2 separate regions of the Homo sapiens genome follow, and region 2 is linked to region 1. Evidence: chromatin loops called from intact Hi-C (ENCODE). Cell type or tissue: K562. All regions are shown on one strand. Each heading gives the region's core, and the rest is flanking DNA. Links, peaks and the distances in the headings are about the cores only.

Region 1 (2,925 bases), core at 180-2,679:
GGTTTGAACCTGGGAGGCGGAGGTTGTAGTGAGCTGAGATTGTACCGTTGTACTGCAGCCTGGGTGACAGAGCAAGACTCTGTCTCAAAAATAAATAAATAAATAAATAAAAAACGTCTTATGGCTGAGACTATTTACTCTCTCCAAATTCATTCTCTTCCTCTGTCTTAGTAACAGAACCCTACATTTATTCAAGATATTAGCATACCCAACTAGAAACTGTATTTTTCAGGCTCTGTTGCAACCAGGTATAGGAATGGGACTTAGTTCTTGTCAAAAGGACTTGAATCCAAGTCTTAAGTAGGACTTTTGGGAAGTATCTATAAAAAATATTTTTTCTTTTTAGCTGTCTGGTTTGGAAATGTGATGGTTGGAGCTCTAGTAGCCATCTTGGGCCTTCAGAATAGAGACCACACTCTAGGTTAGAGATCTGGAAGATGTCTTGATCCTCAGTGATTTTGTGGATTTGTATTATCAGCTTTGGCTTCAAAATTATTTGAGCCATCATTTGAACCTCATCCCGAATGATACACATGCTTCATGGAGGAGGTAGCATTGAGATGGTCCTTGAAGGAAGAATAGGATTTAGATGGTCAGGAAGAGTAGGGAAACATCATAGGCAAGGGGATAAAATAAAAATAAAAAACTATTAAATTTACAGAGTAGTTTACAGCTTATAGAGTGAATTCACATCCACTATTTTATTTGTTCCTCATAATAACTGGGTATGTTATATGCAAATATTATCTTCATTTTACAGATTAGAACTGTGGAGTCCAAAGATGGACAAACGATTAAATGGAAAGGACATTGGATTTGTAGTCAGAAAGTCTGGGTTTGAGTTTTTTATTGTGATGGGCAAACTTTAAGGTGGCCCCCATGATTCCTCTCCTGGTGTTTATGTTTTTATATAATCCTCTTCTCTTGCTTGTAGGCAGACCTGTGAATTACTTCTAATCAGTAGACTATAGCAAAGGTGAAGAGATGCTGCCCTTAAAATTTCATTATATTATATATCACTCCAGAGCCTCTTGCTCCCTCACCCCCTCTACCATCTCCGTTACTGATTTTGAAGAAGAAAGCTGTCATGAATCTTATAACTGCAAGGAACTTAATGTTGCCAAGAACCATTTGAGTGGGAAAATGGATTCTTCTCCAGGCAAGCCTTCAGATGAGAACTTAGCCCAGGCCAACACCTTGACTACAGCGTTGTGAGACTCTGAAGCAGAGAACCCAGCTAAACCGTGTCCAGACTCCTGGCTCAGACTGTGTGTTATTTTAAGTTACTTAGTTCATGGTAATTTGCTATGCAGAAATAGATAGCTAATAGACTATCTACTAGTTGTGCGGCCTTGAGTTAATAGCATAACTGCTTTGTCATGGCAGAGGTGATTAACTGTTCACCATAAAGTTATGCTTCCTCTTCCACAGAACAGCTTTATCACTGGGAAGCAGCCACCCAGCGATAGCCTACATTTCGCAATACCCCTCACATCTGGGTGGAGGCATTGACTGTTCTCACCAGTGAGATGTAAGTGAAAGTCATTTGGGTCACTTCCAGCATGAGGTTGTTAAAAAGTAGGTGTGCTTTCTCCAACCTCTCTGCCTGTCTGCCAGCTTGAGGCAGGAGACTCCAAGGCTGTAGGATCTGGTGGGGCCACAAGACAGAAGGAGCCAGGGCTCAATTACTTCGTGGAGGAAAACTGCACCCTGACCAGGAACACCCTCAGTACACAGTTACATGAGCAGGAAATAACCCTATTGTGTTAAGTGCTGACTGTTTTGTTTATTGTAGCAATTACTGTTTCCCTTATGTAGCATTAATTTTCTTATCTATCAAATGGGGATAAAGTTGTGACATAAATGAAACAATCTGTTTAAAACACATATCAAATTGTAAACTATTATCCTAATATGAGGTGTTAATAGTGTCTTCACAAAACCCCTGTGATGTAACTAGAGAAGTAATTATTCCTTCATTTTATAGGTGATAAAACTATATGAAATGGCTATGTGGCTGGTTTGAGGTCTCTAAATTAGTGACAGGGGTAGGACTATCTCTCTTGATTCCCTACCTAATATTCTTCCACATTTCCATGACATCACACAAGGGTTCAGGGGAGTGGAAGGTGTGCAGAGGAAGGGGGAGTTTCAGGAAGACACATTTCTTTAAACATGTGCAGATGAATACAGTGATTTCAAAGGTGTCCCTGTGGAGTTGAACCAAATGCCTCCTCTGCAGAGGCTGTATGTTTAGCTGTCAGTACATGGAAGAGAAGCATAGCTTCACCTTACATATGTTTTAGTTAAATTAGTAGATTAATGTATATTTACTTTGAGGTGATTGTTGAAATACCTTCCTTGTGTGTAATGGAATTTTCTCCTTTCGGCGATGCCAAAGACAGTTCATTTAGCTACATATGTTGTCAGTGAAATTTCCCACATGCTTCCATGAAACATTTGTCTTCTCCAGATGGCCTGTGTAAAGCCCAGTTGTTCTTCCAAATAAATTTATGGCTACAACAAATGTGTTATCTCTCTAGACTAGCTGAGAGTTCTTTTTTGGAAAAAGAAATAAATGATTTCCTACAATTCAAAGAGGGATAGATTTTTCAGTGTAAAGTGGTGTGAAACTCTGTTCTAAGGCTGAAATTTGGTAGGATCTGAGTTTTAAAAATTAATAGATAGAGTGTGTTGCTTTCATTCCCCTCCACCCATAAAATCTGTGTGGTTTTAAGTTCCCTTCATACAAGAATCCCAAACACAAGAATTCCCCTGCAGATTGTTTCCATATTTCTAATCTCTTGCTTTGCAGCTTTTTTCCCCCAATAAAGCCTTACTTTTAAAATAAAAAATCCAAACACTTATTATTCAATATTTAATATATGAAAAAGAATACTTATAACACAGATATAAGTTAACAAA
Region 2 (2,925 bases), core at 134-2,633, 130 kb before region 1:
ATAAATTATATATAAATATTTAAAAAATATATAAACATGTTTATACATTATATGTTTATATATATTTTATATATAGTTTTTATATTTTTATATATAAATATATATTTATGTTTTATATATAAACATATATAAAATATATAAACACATATATAATATGTATAAACATATATATAAAAAACATACTTAAAAAAATTAAATTTAATTATAAAAAGATACTGAATGGGCTGGATGTGGTGGCTCACGCCTGTAATCCCAGCACTTTGGGAGGCCGAGGTGGGAAGATCAGTTGAGGTCAGGAGTTCGAGACCAGCCTGGTCAACACAGTGAAACCCCATCTCTATTAAAAATACGAAAATTAGCCTGGTATGGTGGCACACTCCTGTAATCCCAGCTACTAGGGAGGCTGAGGCGGGAGAATTGCTTGAACCCAGGAGGCAGAGGTTGCTGTGAGCCAAGATCGCTCCACTGCACTCCAGACTGGGTGACAGAGCCAGACTCTGTCTAAAAAAAAGAATACTGAATGGATAGAAGCTAAAAATGCTACAAAACTCATCTAATTAGTTGCTGTCAATATTACATGTTTTTTTCGTTTTTTAAAAAATAATAATTGTATACATTCATGGGCTACGTAATGTTTTTTTTTTTTGGGGGGGACGGAGTCTCGCTCTTTTGCCCAGGCCGGAGTGCAGTGATGCAATCTTGGCTCACTGCAAGCTCCACCTCCCGGGTTCACGCCATTCTCCTGCCTCAGACTTCCGAGTAGCTGGGACTACAGGGGCCCGCCATCGCGCCCGGCTAATTTTTCGTATTTTTAGTAGAGACGGTATTTCACTGTGTTGGCCAGGATGGTCTCAATCTCCTGACCTCGTGATCTGCCCGCCTAACCTCTAAAAGTGCTGGGATTACAGGAGTGAGCCACGGCGCTCGGCCCTACATAATGTTTTAATACAAACAATGCATAGTGATCAGATCAGGGTAATTAGCATATTGGTAATTTCAAAGATTTATCATTTCTTTGTGTTGACAACATTTAATATTGTAAGAATTAAAGAAAGAGGAGAGAAACACAAAGGATGGCTTTTCAGTCAACAGGGGCAGGTTTATTTTAAATAAACCTGAGAAGGGCGGTTGGCTGAGTTAGGTCAGAGCCACACTCTCTAACAGACTAAGAGTTTCTAAAGATTCAGGATAGGAGAGTTTATAAGAGGCTTGGACTGCTTCTGTGTCTCTTTGTTGTGCTTATCTGGGAGGGACAGTTGCGTTTCTATTCCCATACACCTTTTTGCAGCTGCAGGCATATCCCCCAAGTCTGCTTTTAGCTTCTCTATCTTAGTATTCCTGAAGGGAAAGAAAAGTGCTTATTAAGGCCCACTGTCTTACTGGGGCCCATTGTATGAGGGTGAAGTTTGGCAGTTACCCAAGAGACTTTCTCCTCACCTCCCTCTGTTTCCAAGCGGTCTTATCTGTGTTTTACTGTCTGCTCTTTCTGGCTGCTTGTAGTTAGAAGAGAAGTGATTTCCTTGAAATGCATGAGGCTAGAAAGGGAGCTGGAACTTAAAGTGGTGGTGTTTGTCCGAGATGACGGTGCTCCTGCTCTAGCAAATATCCTGCCAGGCGTAGTGGCTCACGCCTGTAATCCCAGTACTTTGGGAGGCGGAGGCTGGGGGATCACCTGAGGTCAGGAGTTTGAGACCAGCCTGGACAACATGGTGAAACCCCATCTCTACTGAAAATACAAAAATTAGCTGGGCATGGTGGTGCACACCTGTAATCCCAGCTACTTGGGAGGCTGAGGCACTAAAATTGCTTGAACCGGGGATGTGGAGGTTGCAGTAAGCCAAGATTGCACCACTGCCCTCCAGCCTAAGTGACAGAGCAAAACTCCATCTTAAAACACACACACACACCCACACAAACACACACACACAGAGCAACATTCAATATCCTCTCTTCTAGCTATTTGAAACTATACAACGCATTATTGTTAATTATAAGCAACCTGCAATGCTGCAGAGCACTAGAACTTATCCTCCTATCTAGCTGTAATTTTGTATTCTTTAGCAAATCTCTACCTATCCTCCCCTTCCCAGTCTCTAATATCCTCTGGTTCCACATTTTACTTCTATTAGATCAACTTTTTTTAGCTTCCACATGTGAGTGAGAATATGCGGTATTTAACTTTCTGTTAAGATCATTTGCCTACTTTATAATCAGACGTTTTCTTGTTTTGTTTTTTGCTATTGAGATGTTTGAACTCTTTGTATCTTCTGGATATTAATCCCCTGTGGGATGAGTAGTCTGAAAATATTTTCTCTGATCCTGTAGGTTGTCTTTTCACTCTCTTGATTGTTTCCTCTGCCGTGCAGAAGATTTTTAGTTTGATATAATCCCATTTGTTTATTTTTGCTTCTGTTGTCTGTGCTTTTGAGGTCTTATTCGTAGAACCAAGCCTGGTGACATATTGATTTTGAACTTAGAGCTTCCAGAACTGTGAGAAAGTACATTTCTGTTTTTTAAGCCACCCAGTCTAATGTAACAATAATATATTTAGATACCTTTTAACTTCTCTCCCTGCCCCCACCAAATATCTAATGGTCAGAATAAATAATAACAGGGAAGACAAACATGTTTTGTTTTGTTTGAGAATGAGATGCACCTGATCACAGTGGATTTTAAGCTCTTTTTGTATATATACTAGGGAATGGCTGGATGTCTTTTTTCATAATTATTATACTAGGATCACATACTAGTTAGTAACTTCAAATAGGGCAGTCAGATAGGCTTCACGTGCCTCCTTCAAGCACCAAAAGCTATACTCTGGAAACTCCAAGATCAGTGTTAAAGTCCTACACAATTTCTCACACCAGATGCTGGATGAGACATTTGAAAAATAAAAGTTTAGTGAACTTCTAACAATGTCTGGTT

The links. Hi-C counts contacts between places; a loop is a spot of excess contacts. Peaks named below come from ENCODE experiments on the same cell type or tissue, not always from the same donor. Only the 100,000 strongest peaks of a DNase experiment are listed, where the experiment ranks them.
Region 2: it touches region 1 in a loop (4-fold over the local background); 97 of 110 quality-filtered maps call a loop at or near these places.

The regions. Positions count from the first base shown.
Region 1 is chr4:83,628,843-83,631,767 of GRCh38, forward strand. No RefSeq gene overlaps it. Among named protein-coding and RNA genes, the nearest start is that of GPAT3, 94 kb to the left of the region's middle. RefSeq lists a cis regulatory region at 1,050-1,773 and an enhancer at 1,374-1,668. In K562, for the core only: no CTCF peak of the experiment used is centred there; a DNase peak (open chromatin) is centred at 1,479.
Region 2 is chr4:83,494,948-83,497,872 of GRCh38, forward strand. No RefSeq gene overlaps it. Among named protein-coding and RNA genes, the nearest start is that of ABRAXAS1, 11 kb to the left of the region's middle. In K562, for the core only: no CTCF peak of the experiment used is centred there; a DNase peak (open chromatin) is centred at 1,315; H3K4me3 peaks cover 1,023 bases.